Linked DNA regions of Mus musculus: region 2 is linked to region 1. A link is a loop called in an ENCODE intact Hi-C map of the cell type or tissue named here. Cell type or tissue: left cerebral cortex. All regions are shown on one strand.

What was found. A loop is a pair of places that touch in the nucleus more often than their neighbours do. Peaks named below come from ENCODE experiments on the same cell type or tissue, not always from the same donor. Only the 100,000 strongest peaks of a DNase experiment are listed, where the experiment ranks them.
Region 2: it touches region 1 in a loop (3-fold over the local background); 6 of 42 quality-filtered maps call a loop at or near these places.

Annotation. Positions count from the first base shown.
Region 1 is chr6:86,189,055-86,197,054 of GRCm38, reverse strand. Tgfa (transforming growth factor alpha) reads right to left here and starts at 1,833. Exons shown (of 6, transcript NM_031199.5): 1 at 1,510-1,833. The coding sequence starts at 1,549. In left cerebral cortex, CTCF peaks have their summits at 1,184, 1,978 and 3,058 (motif pointing left); DNase peaks (open chromatin) are centred at 1,629, 1,891, 3,038, 3,904 and 2 more places; H3K4me3 peaks cover 2,239 bases; H3K27ac peaks cover 1,710 bases.
Region 2 is chr6:86,345,977-86,353,976 of GRCm38, reverse strand. It overlaps the pseudogene Gm18862. Among named protein-coding and RNA genes, the nearest start is that of Fam136a, 16 kb to the left of the region's middle. In left cerebral cortex, a CTCF peak has its summit at 4,500 (motif pointing right); a DNase peak (open chromatin) is centred at 4,529.

The DNA.
Region 1 (8,000 bases):
ACAGGATGGCTCCTTCATGAAGTGAGCGTGCAAGCCAAGTGGGTGAACGAACTGGAGCCGCTTGGTCACACCACACAAGCATCCGCAGGGTTCTACTTGGTAATACTATTCTGAGGGGAGGTGCGGGGAGGGAAAGAAACATTTGGATGGGGAATAACCTGCAGGCTTCCCACCGGCTGCGAATTTCACAGCTTTAAATTATGAAGCTTTCATATATGAAGTGAAAGCCGACCATAGAATACACCCAAAAGGCAGCTCTAACAATAAGTGAGGAAATCTGCCCATAACTCACTTCAGGTGAGGGCAAAGCTGGGAACATCTCAACGTGTCCCCTCCTGCAGCAGAAGGAGCCTTTTTAATGCAGGATTGCCAGAGAACTGTGGATGCTTCCTCACTGTGACAGGCTGCTACTCTGGGCACATTTTAGGGAGGGGAGTTATAAACACCTTCTGGGGTCTATTGTCAATAGCGGGGGGTGGGGGGGGTGGGGGACGATTGCAAACATCTTACTTTCTAAGGCTTTAATTATTAATAGTTAATTAGAACCAGGTTCTCAGTTTCAAACTCGCTATATATGGCTGAGGGTAGTAGTATGATTCTATTGTTTCTACCTTCTGAGCACTGGGGTCACGAGCCCGGCGGGGAATCCTACCCAGGGTTTGGTGCCTGAAATACTCTGGCCACTGACTTACAGCTTCAGCCCTCTTACAGGGTTTTAAATGCTGAAAACATCAGACAGAAAGATTCACAAGGCGGCAGCAGTGACTGGGACACCCGGGTACTTCAGTCCACTCTGTCAAACAGACTCTGCACCAGGTAGCTGAGAGTAGCAACACACACTTGCGAGCTTCGAGCTTCGCAGCGGCCGTTCCTCCCACCACCCAGACACCAGGGGATTAGAGGGGGACGATTGTCCCCTCCCCCACTCGCGTTTATGTCCAAGAACCAACTCTGAGGAAACTGGTTATACTCAGGTGTTACTCCCGCCTCCTCTGACAGGGACACCAAGACTCCCATGTAAGCTCATTAACAGGACAATTAATCCGCACCAAAAAAAAAATTAAAAAATTAAAAGAAAATAAAATCACAAACCCACCCAACACCTAGGAGAGCTTCAAGTCGAAGGCTAAGGGTACGGATGCGCAACGCATGCTCCCGCCCCCAGGGACTCGAAAGGGGCTCAGGCCAGGGCCACCTAGGGGTCGCACTGGGACAACCTGCGCTTAGGCGGCTTTGAAGAAGCCCGGCTCGGCGACCAGCAGGTAGGCAGGAGGGCGTGGGCACCGGCGAGCCGACGACGCGCAGAGTAAAGTTCAGGCCGGATCTCACCTCCCGGCGGCCACCTCGCTAAGACTGTCCCCCACTTCACAGTTCTTGGTGACTCCCGGTGGCTCGCACGCTCCCACCCACTCCAAACACCCGCCTCTCTTCTGTTCTCCCAAGCGGACTCAAGAGAAACGCAGAGATCAGGCTGGAGCGGCCCGGGAACATCGGGTGTTGCCTACATACCCAGCGCTAGCAGAGCGAGCTGTCCGGTCGCGGGGACCATCTTCCGAGCGCAGGGTGCTGCAGCCACCGCGCTCCCTGCGGTTGGCGAGTAGCCGCGCGCCGCCGCGGTGTGCGCGGGGGAAAAAGGCGCAGGCGACAGGGCCGGCCCCCCGGCGCGCGGGCGGAGGGACGACCGCGCCTCCCGGTGGCACTGGCCGGCGCGCTGCCCGCGGCGGAAACGGGAAAGAGGTGGAGGTTCCCGCCACCTCTCTGCCTTAGGCGACCGGGGAGAGGCGGACCACCCTCCCGCGATGGGGCGCCCCCGAAGGCGCAGGGGTGGGGACTGGAAGCCGGGGGCGGGGACCTGCGCCCCGATCGCGACAGCCAGTCACCACCCTGGGCCAAGGGCCAGGCAGGAAGCGCCTGGCTTCAGACACCTCCCTGCAGTGCTTGCGCCCAGGGTCGCCGCCCGAGTCCCCTGCGTAGTAGCCGCGTCCAGGCTGTAGGCGGCGGAGCGGAGTCGCTCAGGATCCAGTCACCTGTGCTAGGGGCTTCTCCAAGACACGCTTGAGCAGGAGACTGGAGACCCAGGAGCTTGGCCAGTTACCTGGCAAGGTCTGACTCAAGAAAAGCGCTCTCTTCATAGTCAGCCAAACACTCATTAAAGTCGAATTTCCACCTGTGTCCCCATCCTTGCTGGCCCCACTCTGAGTCTCCAGATACATTGTGAAGATCAGGGAATCTCTGTGTACCATGAACTTAATCTCGCATCAACCCTACTGTTCCACTGCTTCGGGGAAGCAGGAGCCGGAACAAGAGCTGGCTTTGTTACAATTAAGTGCAGAACTAAGGAGAAGCTGGTGGTGGGGGTCAGCTAGATGGCCCATTCAGGGGTTGTGTCTTTGAGATGGCCCCTGAATATGAACTATGAGAGGGAAACACAAGAAGGGAAGACTTCTTTTGGATAGAGAATGAATGGCCTGTGGGAGTTTGGGGATGTGTGTGTGTGCACATCCATAGGGGACAGTAACTCCAGAGAGACCACGACTAGGCATAGAGTAATCAGACTGACCCCTCTCCTGCTTCCTGCTGCCTAGCTGCTCGAGAGAAGACCCACTCTCCTAGCAGGTGGGGCGTTGGTCGGGTGTGTTGGACTTGGGATTCTCTTGCTGTCTCTTTAGCTGGATGCTCAAAGTTTCAGAGTTGAAAATTCCAGTTTATTGTAAGAACAAAGGACCTCGTCGATTCCAAAAGAAGGCCCAAGCGATTGGCCCTAATGTGTGGGTACTGTGTTAATTAACCAGCTTTCTGTTGCTGAGACAAAATGCACGCGGTAAGCAACTTAAAAGGAGATTTGGTTTTCTGTTCTAGTTCATGCTCCCTTGGCCAGTCTTGTAGCTTTGGGTCTGTGAAGGGGAAGGACACAATAGTGGGGAGCATGCGTCTCAGCTCAAAAGCAGGGGAGTGGGTCCCAATATCCCCTCCAAGGGTACACTCCCAGTGTTCTAACTTCCTCCAATAGGGCCCCACCTACTGAAGTCTCCACCATCTCTCTCTAGCGCCACCCACTGGGGGCCCAACCAAGCAGCAAAATGAGCTTTTAGGGGAGGAAAAAAAAACCCCTCCCAAACCAAAAAAACCAAACAAGCCAAACAACAACAAACAACAAACAACAAAATGGCGTTAAGTCCAAGCATCCTTTTGTCTTAATTGATTGATTAATGTTTTTGGAGACAGGATCTCACTATGTAGTCTCATCTGGCTTTGAACTCACAGAAATCTACCTGATTCTACCTCCAGAGTGACAAGATTTGAGACCTGTAGAGCCACACCAAGCTCCAAGTTCCCCCCCCCCCTTTTTTTTTTGAAAAAAAAAAAAGTTTATATTGCTTGTATAAGTTTTTTGATGGTATATGGTACATGTGTGTCTGGAGTCTGATCCTCCAGAACTATATAGGACCTGCTCCTCTGGCTCCTGACCCCCTGGAGCTGGTAACATATGATTACATACTACCAAGTGCTGGGAGCTGCTGCAAGATAACACGGGCTCTCACCCACCGAGCCATCTCTCCAGTCCCACCATAAGAGGAACAGTTAAGACCTGCACCATAACAGATGGGATGGTCCAATACAAAGCGGTGTGAGTTTATATAGAAAGCCATCCCTTCCCTACACTGACTAGAAACTATTGTACTTCCTTCTTTATGCTTGTGACTGGCTAGTGAGGGTCCCCAGACAGTCATTTTCTCCATCCATTGCATAGAACTTTCCTATGGCCTTCAGCACGAGGGCTCACTTCCTTCAGTTTGACCTGGTCCTGTCCTGGGGCTTGCCTGTTCCCTTGGCTACAAGAGGCAAGGAATCAGGGCTGGGGACTGGAACACGTGCAGAGCAGCGGCTGAGGTTGGCTGCCAGCTGTCTGGGAATCAGATGTCCTGGTCCTCTGCCCACTGCCCACACACTGTTGAGGCTGGCAGAACCAAGCAAGTGGGCTGGTCCCCTGAAGGGCTAGAAAATATTTTAATCAGAAGATAATTTGTGGGGCTGTAGAGATGGCTCAGAGGTTAAGAGCAGTTGCTACTTTTGCAGAGGACTAAATATGTACAGTGGGAATTCTAGTACTCAACGTGGTGGTTCAAAACCATCCATAACTCCAGTTCCAGGAAACCCGGTGCCCTCTTCTGACCTCAATGGGCACTAAGCATACGCATGATACACGTACACACATACAGGTAAACACCCACATATTTTGCCAGCTTGCAAACTAGAAAGTACACAACTCCAAGTACATTCTTTCTTTCTGTCTCCACCTCTTCCTCCACTCTGTCCCTGCCTCACTGCCTCCCCCTCACACCTTCTTCTCTTCCCCTCTCTGTCTGTCTATCTTTTTTAGGGTGGGCCTTGTTATATAGCTGGGAACTTTCTATTCTCCTGCCCGGGCCTCTTCATTGCTGGAACAACAGAAGTGTGCCACCACACCTGGTTTAGAACATGCCCTAATACTTGAAAATCATTTGTTGTTCCCCAAGATTTTCTTGAACTGGTATAATATGGTTTTAGAACATTCCAGCTTTTTAAAAAAAAAACCTTTTATGTGCATATGTGTGGCGTGCTTATGCGTATATGCATGTTTGTATGTATGGGTGCCTGTGCACAAATGTGCACACATGCAGAGGCCAGAGGTTGAATCATCCTCATCTTTCCTTCTACCTCATTCATTCATTAAGGCAAGGTCTCTCAATCAAGCCCAGAGCTCACTGATCGGGCTGGTCTGCTAGCCATCTTCCTCTATGATCCCCTGTCTCTTCTTCCCAAGGCTGAAATTTTGGGAGAGCTATTACTCCACCCAGTATTTATGTGGATTCTGGGGCTCTGGACTCCAGTTCTCATGCTTGCATGCCAAGCACTGTAACCACTGAGCCGTCTCTCCAGATACCTTCCAGTTTCTTCTAGCGAATAGATCATCAGGTTTGGGAAGCAAATAGCAAGAGTGATGTTGAAAGCTAAGTTTGTTCCATGATCTCTCTGCTCCACTGCCTCAGTTTCCCACATTTTATTAAAGATAAGACTTATTGGGACTGTAGGAGAACTAGATGCCAGAGTTTGTCTACTTGACAGTGTTTCATCTGAACAAAGCTGGCTATTAAAGTTCCCTTGGTGGGCTTGCCTCTCCATTCCATGTTCCCCACTCTTCCCTGGCTTAATCATTCCATGTCAATTTCCTTGCTCACGGGTACACATACATGCATGCCCACACCTCCACGCCTACACACATCTATCTGCATGTGCACACGTACACACTGATATGTTTCAGCTATACAAAATCCATTGCTGTCTGAGCTGAGTAAGTCCCAGTGGTGTCCTTGGGTCTGCGAGGAGACTCAAGGTACCCTCCTTCCCCTGCATTCCTGAGACTCTTTCCCTGTGTGCACGCAGAGCTCTCTTTACAAGAATATCCCCTGGATCGAGCAAGGGGGATTCACTCTGCAGAGCCAATCATGCGCATCCCTGAGCAAACAAGAGGACACTGGCAGCACTGGGGCAGAGAACACCAGTCTCAGCCCAGGTGACTTTCATCCAAATTCTGAGGGTGTGTTTAGCGGGGTCTTCACCCACTTCCCCAGTCTCCCCTCATTCCTGATTACGGGGTGTCACAGGTCCTAGTGCTTTCATCTGGCATTCAGCCAGCCAAGCTGGCCTTGGGTAAACAGTCCCAGAAGTTTCTAGAAGGTCTTGAGGAGGAAATACAGCCATGGGTGTGAGAGGGAAGATAGCACCCATAAACCAGTCTCAGAGCCAGTGGCCTGCTGGCTTCAGCACGTACAGGACCTTCACTTAGGAAGCAACACATGGCAAGGGGGGAGAGGGGAATAGAGAGGCACCTGCCAGATGGTAAAGGTTAGAAGTCATTGGTCATGGGGGACCCGTTTGGAAGACTCTGGTAATTGAGTTTTGGCGGAATGAGGAGATTCTACCATGACAAGGGATTTAGGGAGAGAAATGGATGCAGAGGGGGCGGATTGTCTAAGCTTCAACCCCATGGAAGCCCAGCTGTCAGTGTGTCCCCTGCTCTAGGGGAGGGCATAGAAGGGCATGTATGCTGGGCTTGTTTTGAGTCTTCCTTGCTGTGGGGAGCTCTGCCTTTAGGCACCTGGGTGGCTTTCATTGCCGGTGCTGTTCAGTGCTGATGTGACTCCTGCTTCCAACTAATGCCTGGTGTGCTGGCTGACCTCAGATGTGGAGACTGGACATATGAATTATCCCAAATCCTTCCATCCTAGACTACAATGTCCCCAAAGCCTGGGTGGAAGCTTGGTGTCAATGAACCTGTAGTGGTACACGCTGGTCAAGGCACTGGTTTAGAAGCTCGTGGACCTTGAAACACTACTAGTTGTCACAGCAGGGGCATTGTCATCTAACTCAGCTTGGGAACTTCTTAGGGGCCTGGATGCAACACAGACAAACCTACTCTGGGCTCAGCACATCATGTGGCAGTCCCCTCCCCCACCCCCACATGTTCAGAAGCAGGAGAGTAGTTCAGCTGGGCATCCAGTTATGGGTCCATTCTCTTTGCTGATGTGCCCTAGTAGTCTTGAATTCACTGTTACACTTTTCTGGAGAGTGGGAAGATGGCCTCTGGAATTCTTAGCCATTCCTATGGAAAAGTCCCAAATCTACTACCTGGAAACCCTTAAGCAGGTTCAGCTCGTGATGCTGACAGAAACAGTGATGCTCAGAAGTAAGAGGGTGGGGTAGTGGAGGGAGAAAGAAGGCAGGGGAGGTGGCTCAGTCATCAGAGCGCTTGCTATGGAAGTTTGAAGACCTAGAATCCATCCCTAGATAATGTACACACACACACACACACATGCACACACGCATACATGCACATTACAGGCATGCACCTGTAACTCCAGCACAGTGGAGAAAAGAGAGCGCTGGGTCCCTGGGACTCTCCAGTGTAGTCTACTTGTCAAGTTCTAAGCCAATGAGAGATGCAGTTAACAAATGAACAGCACCTCAGGAACCAAGGTTGTCCTGTGGTTGCCTCACACAGTTATGCACATGGGCACACACACACACACACACACACACACACACACACACACACCTAAAGATAAAGGACAGAAAAATCAAGGCAAATGGGACTTGCTCATCACTACCCGATGAACTCAATAAATTCTCCCTAAGGTCAAAGGAAAGGGGAAATGAAAAACAGGACAGATAAGACAGACAACAGTCAAAATATTTTTAACAGGATGCTCAGGAAGACAGCAGAGGGTGACAAAGGAGACTCTGGTCTTCTGTCCCAAACCAGAGGTAGCAGGAAGGAGGGAGGAGATATATCTCACATCTCCATGGAGATGGAGACTTCGTTCAGAGAGACTGCAAATATCAGGACATATCTGTACTGACAGGCAAGTGTGTCCTCACAGCCAACTTTCAAATTGCATGAGGAGCATGTGGGAAGCAAGGACAGAGTGGCGCCTATGGCACTGACCAAAAGCTGCGAGAGGAGAGATCAGACACCAGAGGGATCAGGTCAGCTGGAGAGAAGGCTTAGCAGCCTTCTAATTGATGATGAGAGCCCAGGGATGGTCAGCGTCCCTGTGGTAGGAGTCTGTGCAGGCAATGGCTTCTTCACTGTGTCCGCTCCTGTTTGTAATACAGCTTTCGCTGAGAGCCTGTTGTTTCCCAGGAACCTGACTTTGGGCAAGCCCTTCTGCTCTGTGGGAGATGATGAGGAAAGGAGAGTCAGGGTGCTTCCAAATGAACCTTGTCATATTGATGTTTGTCGGACAATGCCAAAGACCACAAAGCCATTGCCATGGAATTCTGAGAGGAAATGGTTGGGATACAAAACTTGGTTTCTTATCAAGATAGTTCAGATAAGAAACTATAAAAATGTCAACCACCTGTGTACCACCCCGAGTGAAAAATATTCCGCAGAAAATACCCCAGCCAAGTCAACAAAACAGACTGAACAAGGTGGAGGAAGCAAGAGCCAGCGTTGA
Region 2 (8,000 bases), 160 kb before region 1:
CCTTCCCTTCTTCCTTTCCTCCCTCCAGTCCCCCCTGTGACCCTTCTCAAACCCTCCATTCTCCCCTAGAGTTGACAACCGCCATATCTTTGATTATTTGTTGCATATATGTGTATATGTATATACATACATGCACATATAACATGTATAGTTATATACACACATACATATATAACTTATATACATATACGATGCATACATATATCAGGACCTGCTGGGTTTTGTTTTTTTTGTTTGTGTGTATATGGTTTCAAGGCTGACCACCCTGCGTTGGACAACCATGAAAGGGCTCATCTCTGGGAGATGCTAATTCTCCTTTTCCCCAGCTGTCAATACTTGCCTGCTGTTCTTTGTCTAGGAGCAGGACACCACACAATTTTCCACATTAACAGGTTCATTGATGTCGCTGCTGTTCTGGTCTTGTTTATGTAGTCATTTTTAGGAGAGACTGTTTCACAGCAGATTTCCTGGTGTTTTGACTTCTAGATTCTTTTCACTCCTGTTTCCACCATGTTCCCGAGCTATAAATTCTGGAGCTGTGATGCAGATGTATCTGTGGGGTCTGGGCTCCCCATGATTCGTTAATCTCTGCATTGTGTTGAATTGTGGTTTTCTGTTGTAGGCTCTGTTTGTTGTAAAGAGAAACTTCTTTGATGAATTATGGTGGCTACATATATCTGTGATGTAAAAATAGAGTTTAGAGCCAGGCGTGGAGGCTGCCATTTTTTTTTGAAGGAAGTTGGAGACAATTATAAATTTATAAATCTGCCTGATAAGTTATGGCAGCAGCTCTGACCCTGGAGTTGTCTCAAGAAGCAAGGGCTGTGCAAGACTTCCAGTGGCTGCTAGAGAGGGAGCTCTGAGTCCACAACTGTGAAGGGTGGCCATTAGGGCAAGAGTGGGGGTCAGGCTGAGGCTCACAGGCCACGGGCATATAGCAAACTGGGGCTAAGCCAGTGAGAGCTGCTGGTGCTCCCACCACGAGCTCGCCAGTCCAAGCTGGCTATGAGTGGGAGCAGCCCACAAAAGACACTGCCATTGAGGCCTTCCAGACCCAACTTGCTCTTGATGAGGGCACTGCTGCTCTTAAGTTATTTGAAGCAGAGTTGGTACTCATACAGTCTCTCCTCTTGGCTGATGTCCACACCCACAGAGGGCTGGGCTGCCAAAAGGTCATCGATGAGGGCCAGGAACTGCTACAGAATCAGCTTCAGTGTGGTACACCCAGTCTGGACATACTCTCATACCCAGTCTGCAAACATGTCTTCATCTGTGGCAGCATGGTGGTGCACAGGTCCAGCTTCCACAGGGAAGCCTCCTCCTCCTCCTCCTCCTCCTCCTCCTTTTCTTTTTTTCTTTTTTGGTTTTTTGAGACAGGGTTTCTCTGTGTAGCCCTGGCTGTCCTGGAACTCACTTTGTAGACCAGGCTGGCCTCGAACTCAGAAATCCGCCTGCCTCTGCCTTCCAAGTGCTGGGATTAAAGGTATGTGCCACCACTGCCCGGCTTGGGAGGCCTTCTTTTGACAGTGTACAGGAGGTCCATCAACACAGACAGGTCACTGATGGACTAGAGTTCGCTGATGTCTTGATACATCCTGTGGTGCACATGGAGGACAAGATGGTGCACATCTTGTGGCCAGTGAGCAGCACACAGATGGTATTGTGGCCTTCCCCTACCTGTGCCATTCTCATCTATTAGCTCTGCCTGCTGGATACCTTCATAGCAGGCAGGAAGTCAGATTAGGCCAATGGCTCATTCTATATGGCAGGGAAGGTGACAGGCTCAGTCTTGGGTGCAGCAATGGAGGTCAGGATGGGACCTCGAGATCTGGTACCAGCAACTGCACATCCATGAGTGGGCTGGGTTTTGAGGCCTCCTTTGCTGTGACTGTGTCATCCTCTGGGAGTGCTGGGAAGGGCTCACTTCCGCAGGGTTGTGTCCGACTGATGCTGGTCTTGGGCTGGACGAGCTCATTGTAGTGCTCAGAACTCTGGATCTCTGCCTGGGACTCACACTCGGCCCTGCCATCTTCATTGTTGGGGCCGTGCTGCCCACTCTCTGAGGCTTGCTGCAGATCACGATGGGCCACCCATAGATGTGGCAGAGGGAGACACCAGGGTTGGGGGTGAGCAGTTCCTGCTGTTTCCCTCCCAAGCTTCCCCAACACTATGGCCCCTTTATGCTTTCCTGGTTTCTGTCATTACTCCATGTTTTATAATTGTGTCTGGGTATCTGGAGCCAAGAGCTACAGAAGAGAGGGAACATTTGTCGTCCTAGGTCTGGGTTACTCACTCAGCATGGTCTTTTCTAGTTCCATCCATTTGCCTGCAAATTTCATGATTAAACTTTTCTTTACAGACGAATAATATTCCATAGTGTATATGTACCACATTTTCATTATCCATTCATCTGTCAAAGGACATTTAATTTGTTTTCTTTTTCTTTGATATTGTAAATAAGGAAATAGGAAGCATTGCTTAGAAAGGATCTGGGGAGTAGGGTCTCCAGTCTTTTGGGCAGATGCCCATGAGTGGTATACCTGGATCATATGATAGTTTGATGTGGATTCTTTATAGTGATTTCCAGAGTAGCTGCACCAATTTGCATTCCTGTCAACAGTTAATCGGGGTTTGACCTCTCTCTCCACAACCCGGAAGCATCTGTTGTCAATTGTTTTGTTGATTAAAAAAAAAAAGACTTTATTTATTTTATGTATATGAGTACACTGTAGCTGTCTTCAGACACACCAGAAGAGGGCATCAGATCCCATTACAGATGGTTGTGAGCCACCATGTGGTTGCTGGGATTTGGACTCAGGACCTCTGGAAGAGCAGTCAGTGCTCTTAACCTGAGCCATCTCTCTAGCCCTGTTTTATTGATTTTGACCATTCTGACTGGGAAGAGACAAAACCTCAAAGTTGTTTTAATTTGCATTTCTCTGGTACTAAGGATGATGACCACATTTATGGTATTTCTTAGCCATTTTTATTTCTTCAACAATTGAGAACTCTCTATTCAGATTTCTAGCGGACTTTTTAAATGGGTAGGCTTCACTAATGGTAAATTAGTGCACACAAGCAAATATTGATTGACAGTCTCACAACATTACCTTACCTTGGTCATTAGATTTCCATTCTAGACTTTTCTGTTTTGCTTCCTCTTGAGGCACACAGAGAACTGATTTCATGGTCACCGTTCTCAGTGCTGCTTGCTGCAGGCCAAATCATCTCTGTGGGCTGAGCAGATGGCTCAGCAGTTGATTGCACACACTGCTCTTGCAGAGGACCTGAGTTCAGTTCCCACCACCTACAGAGAGTGGCTCACAGTTGCCTGTAAATTCAGCTCCAGGGTACCCAACACTCCCTTCTGGCCTCTCTGGGCACCCACATAAAGGTGCACCCATGTACAGATATGTGTACATGCACATAAATAAAAGAAAAAAATCATCTTGGTCTACAGCTAAGTTACCCTGAATGTATCCACACCCGTTTGACCTCAGAAGCTAAGCAGAGTCAGGCCTGGCTAGTACTTGGGTAGATGAAATAATCTCACAGCGTAGTGGCGTATGGGCTGGGAAGATGGCACAGTTGTTAAACTGCTTGCTACACAAACATGAGGATCTGAGTTTGAGTTCCAGAGTGTAGATGAAAGTGATGGTCACTGTGATGTGCATGTGTGCTCTTCCTGCTGCAGAGACAGAGACCAGAAGGTCCCTGAGGCCTGAGAACCACAGCCTAGCCAAACTGGTGATTGCCCAGGTCCCAGTAAGAGATTGTGTCTCAAAAAAGCAGGCTAAGAAGTAGCTGAGGAATAATACCTTAGGCTGACCTCTGGCCTTTATATGTACCAGCGCACACAGACACACACAGACACACACACAGACACACACAGACACAGACACAGACACACACACACACACACACACACACACAGACACACACACAGACACACACACACACACACACACACACACACACACACACACAGATAGACAGACATACCCACCTACTCAGCCACTCACATACCCTAATACTTTAAAGCAATAATAATTTTATTGTCTTTTTTCATTTTTTTCCATAGGGCAGGAATTTGAGGAGGACTCAGCTGGACTGTTCTGACTTAGATTGTCTCTTCAATTTAGTAAGTAGCTAGGGCTGCATCAGAATGGCCTGACTTGCCTTGTCTCTCGTCACTGGCATTTTCTGCAGGCTTTGTTGCATGGTTGCATTAGGCTTCCTCACAGAATACCAGCCCATGGCACTGCCACTGCTGAAGGTGTGACAGGGTCCCAGGAACCCAGGGTCCCAGGTCCAGCAGAAGTTCGCCAAGCCTTGGAAGTCACATAGCATCGTTTCCACAATGACCTCCAACCTACCAGATTGAAGAAAGGAACTGCATCTCACAGTGGACAGATGACAAAGCATGGGAGTGAGCCGAAAGCTAGAATGGAAGGGAGCCCTGCCCACTGAGGGCAACAATGTCTTTGAAAGACATTCCTCAAGAGGGCACTGTTGTCACAAGACAATCAATCATTCTAGTTCAGGACACTGGCAGAGAGGATGTTGGTATTGGCCTTGGTCCTCTTTCCTGTTGCATGGAGCCCGTGGCAGGAACAGCGTATACGGCCATGCGTGCCTCCTGGTGGAAGAGAACCCAGCCAGTGGGTAGCATGTATGTAAAGGCACTTTTCACAAAGGATCTACTTTGAAAGCTAGGCAAGTGGTGCCTGTGGGTCTCAGGCAGAGGTCCAAGCTTTGGGTAGGATGTACTAGTATTTTTTGTAGAAGCTACAATCCGGAAGGGCTGGCTTGAAAGGCTGATGGAGACAGCCAGTGGATGAGATTGTTTACTGAGGGTCTATGTTGCGCGCGCCCCCAACTCGCCAGCAAGAACGACGCTGCTACAGGATCCTTCTGCACACGTTTATTCAGTCCTGTTTCTTCTTTCTCTATATTTCCCTTGTTTATATCTCCCTTGTTTATATCTCCCTTGTTTTTATATCTCCCTTGTTTTTATATCTCCCCCGAACCCTGGGCCTCTCACTCCTTTTATACTCTCTCTCATCCACGCACTGCAGGCCACGCCGCCTCACCAGGCACGCAGCCTCAGCTAATCAGGGCAGCAGGGGCAAAATTATTAGTTGAGCTATTTTGTCTCTTTGTGATATAGAAAAGACAACTTGAGGACAAGAACAGAGAACCTGAAGTTCCCCTTTGCAATCCTGATCTACAACTCCAGGGTGGACAATAAGACCTTGTAGGCTGCAAGAGCCTGCCTCTGTCATTATTGTCCAGTGGCTTCACCTGCTCGGGAGAGCGCCTTCCAGGCCCTAATAGCCTTTTCATCTGATTCAGAACTACTAAGAACTGGCTCCTTGAGCTCACCTAGTGATGAGTATAGGCTCCTTCTCCTAAAAACCTCTGCTGATTGATCTTTTTTCTTTTCTTTTTCCTTCTCCTTCCTTCTAATCTCTCCCCAGGTATTCTTACCTGACCTAAACTTTTCCTCAGGTTCAAGACCCTTGGAAAGGCCTGTATACTTATTTTGTGAACCATATTTTCTCTTTGCTCCTATTCTCTCTCCCCGCTTTACTTCTGATAGATTGTCCTGAACTTCATCCAGAATCCGCCCTGCCTTAACCACTTGATAACATGTGAAAAGGAACAAAAGGGCTTCTAACACTAGAGAAAGTTCAAGGCCAAACATACCTTATAAAGCTATTTTCCACTTTACTTCTGATAGACTGTCTTGAATTTCCTTAGAAAGTTCAAGGCCAGGCTTACCTCGTAAAGCTATACTTACGGGTTACCGCCGTTCCCCAGCTGAAAAGTTCTGAATTCATGCAGTTGAATCCTTCTTAACAGTCTGCTTTACGGGAACCTTTATTACCGCGACCCGCAGTTCTGGTTCTGGAATGAGGGATCTTCCTTGCGCCAGTCCCGAGTTTTTTCTCGTCCCGGAATTCGGCACCAATTGTTATTAGACGCGTTCTCACGACCGGCCAGGAAGAACACCACAGACCAGAATCTTCTGCGGCAAAGCTTTATTTCTTACATCTTCAGGAGCAGGAGTGTAAGAAGCAAGAGAGCAAGCCCGCAAGAAGCAAGAGAGCAAGCCAGCAAATGGCGAAACCCCATCCCTTTTTAAGGAGAATTATCCTCCACCTAGGATGTATTACTCCCTGATTGGCTGCAGCCCATCGGCCCAGTTGTCATCACGGGAAAGGCAGAACACATGGTGGGAAAACTGCCCCTGCATGTGTGCAGACTATGTTTACCACTTAGAACACAGCTGTCAGTGCCATCTTATAATGGCAAATGTGAGGGCGGCTCCTCACAGGTCTAGAGTCAGAAGGAAAAGGGCCACCGAGAGAAAGCCAGAGGTCATCAATATTTGTAGAGAAGAGCTGGAAAGGAAGGCTTAAACTTAAAACAGTGTGGTCAGAGAAGTGGAAAGAATACGCAGTGTCACCAGTGACTGGGGCAGAGGCAGTTTCTAGGAAGAGGGGCTGCTCCTCATGGTCAAGTGTACTTACAAGGCAGTGTGGCCCAGTGGGCAGAGTGTTTGTCTCACATTCACAGAGCCATGGATTAAATTCATAGTTCCTCAAAGTAAACCAGGTATGATGGTGCAGTGCCAGCATCCCCTCCCCCGAGAAGATCAGAAGTTCCTCGTTGTCCTTGGCCTTGGAGGCTAAACCTGGGCTGCATCAGATCCAGGCTCAGAACAACAGCAGAAGATCTGAAAACAAGGAGGTCACTGGTGACTTCAGTGATGACATTTGCAGGAAGCCAGGAAGGCTATCATTAGCCAGATTATAGGGAAGGATGGTGGCCCGAGAGGATCAAGTCTATGAGTCCTGTTTTTGTTTGTTTTTTTGAGATAGGATCTCTACAATGCTGGCTGACCTGGAACTTGCTATGTAGGTCACAAGGGCCTCGAATTCACAGTAATGCTCCTGCCTCAGCTTCCCAAGTGCTAGGATCATAGGCATGAGCCATCATGCCATGCACAAGAGATTACTGTGTTTTAAAATCTTGGGTAAGAGCTGGTGAGATGGCCCAGTGGATAAAGTGTTCGTTGTCAGTACTGACTAATTGAGTTCTGTCTCCAGGATTCCTATGGTGGGAGGGAAGAATCAGTCCCCTCAGGTTGTCCTCTGATCTCCATATACACAAGTCTCCCACCCCAATAAACAAAGAAATGTAAGTTAAATGTACTTAAGCACAAAGCAAAGGTTTGGGTAAGACTACACTTGTGTACAGGCAAGGGAAGGGTCAGGGCGAGAAATCAAGGCTAGAAGAGGAACATCTGAGGTGTTTTGGCCTGGAAAGAAGTGGAGTTCAATATCAGGTGAAGGTCTGAGCCCCAGGAGGGTTGGGTGGTCCTCCTTCCAGGAGTCATAGCCCGGGGATAGATGGAGATGTAGGAAGCCAGCTCAAGTGTGCGGGGTGAGCAGCGCAGAGCATGAGTGTCGAAGTGTCCCAGAGAAGTGTGGAAGTCTGCCTGGGCTCAGTCTGCACTGGTTCTGTAAACCTAGCTAATGCATATTCTCTATTGTGGTTTGACAAAAATGATCTTCTCCTAACAACAATATGGAGATTGGAAGGCAGGGCTATCTGAGGCCCTGGCCTCTTTCTGGCTTTTCCTTGCTTCACGGAGGCATGAAAAGAATGTGTTTGTGAGGGAAGGGGAGACATGGCATTCCAGGTCAGTCCTGCAGCTCAGAGCATCACAGGGCTGGAGCCTTGCTGAGTCGCATTGCCTAGGAGACAAGAAATAACAGTTATGACTCTGTGCTGTCTGGAAGGAGAGGTTGGTATGAAGAGTGTGTCCTGATGACTTTTGCCCTGGGAATAATGGAGGGAGGAGGGGAGGATGGTAGGAGCCAGTTAGGTGTGCATGGCAATTGAGGGGGTCCACTGGGGATGGATGTGAAGAGAAATGATATGGCCTTGTGCATGTGTGTGTGTGTCTTTTCATTTTCATGTGTATGTGC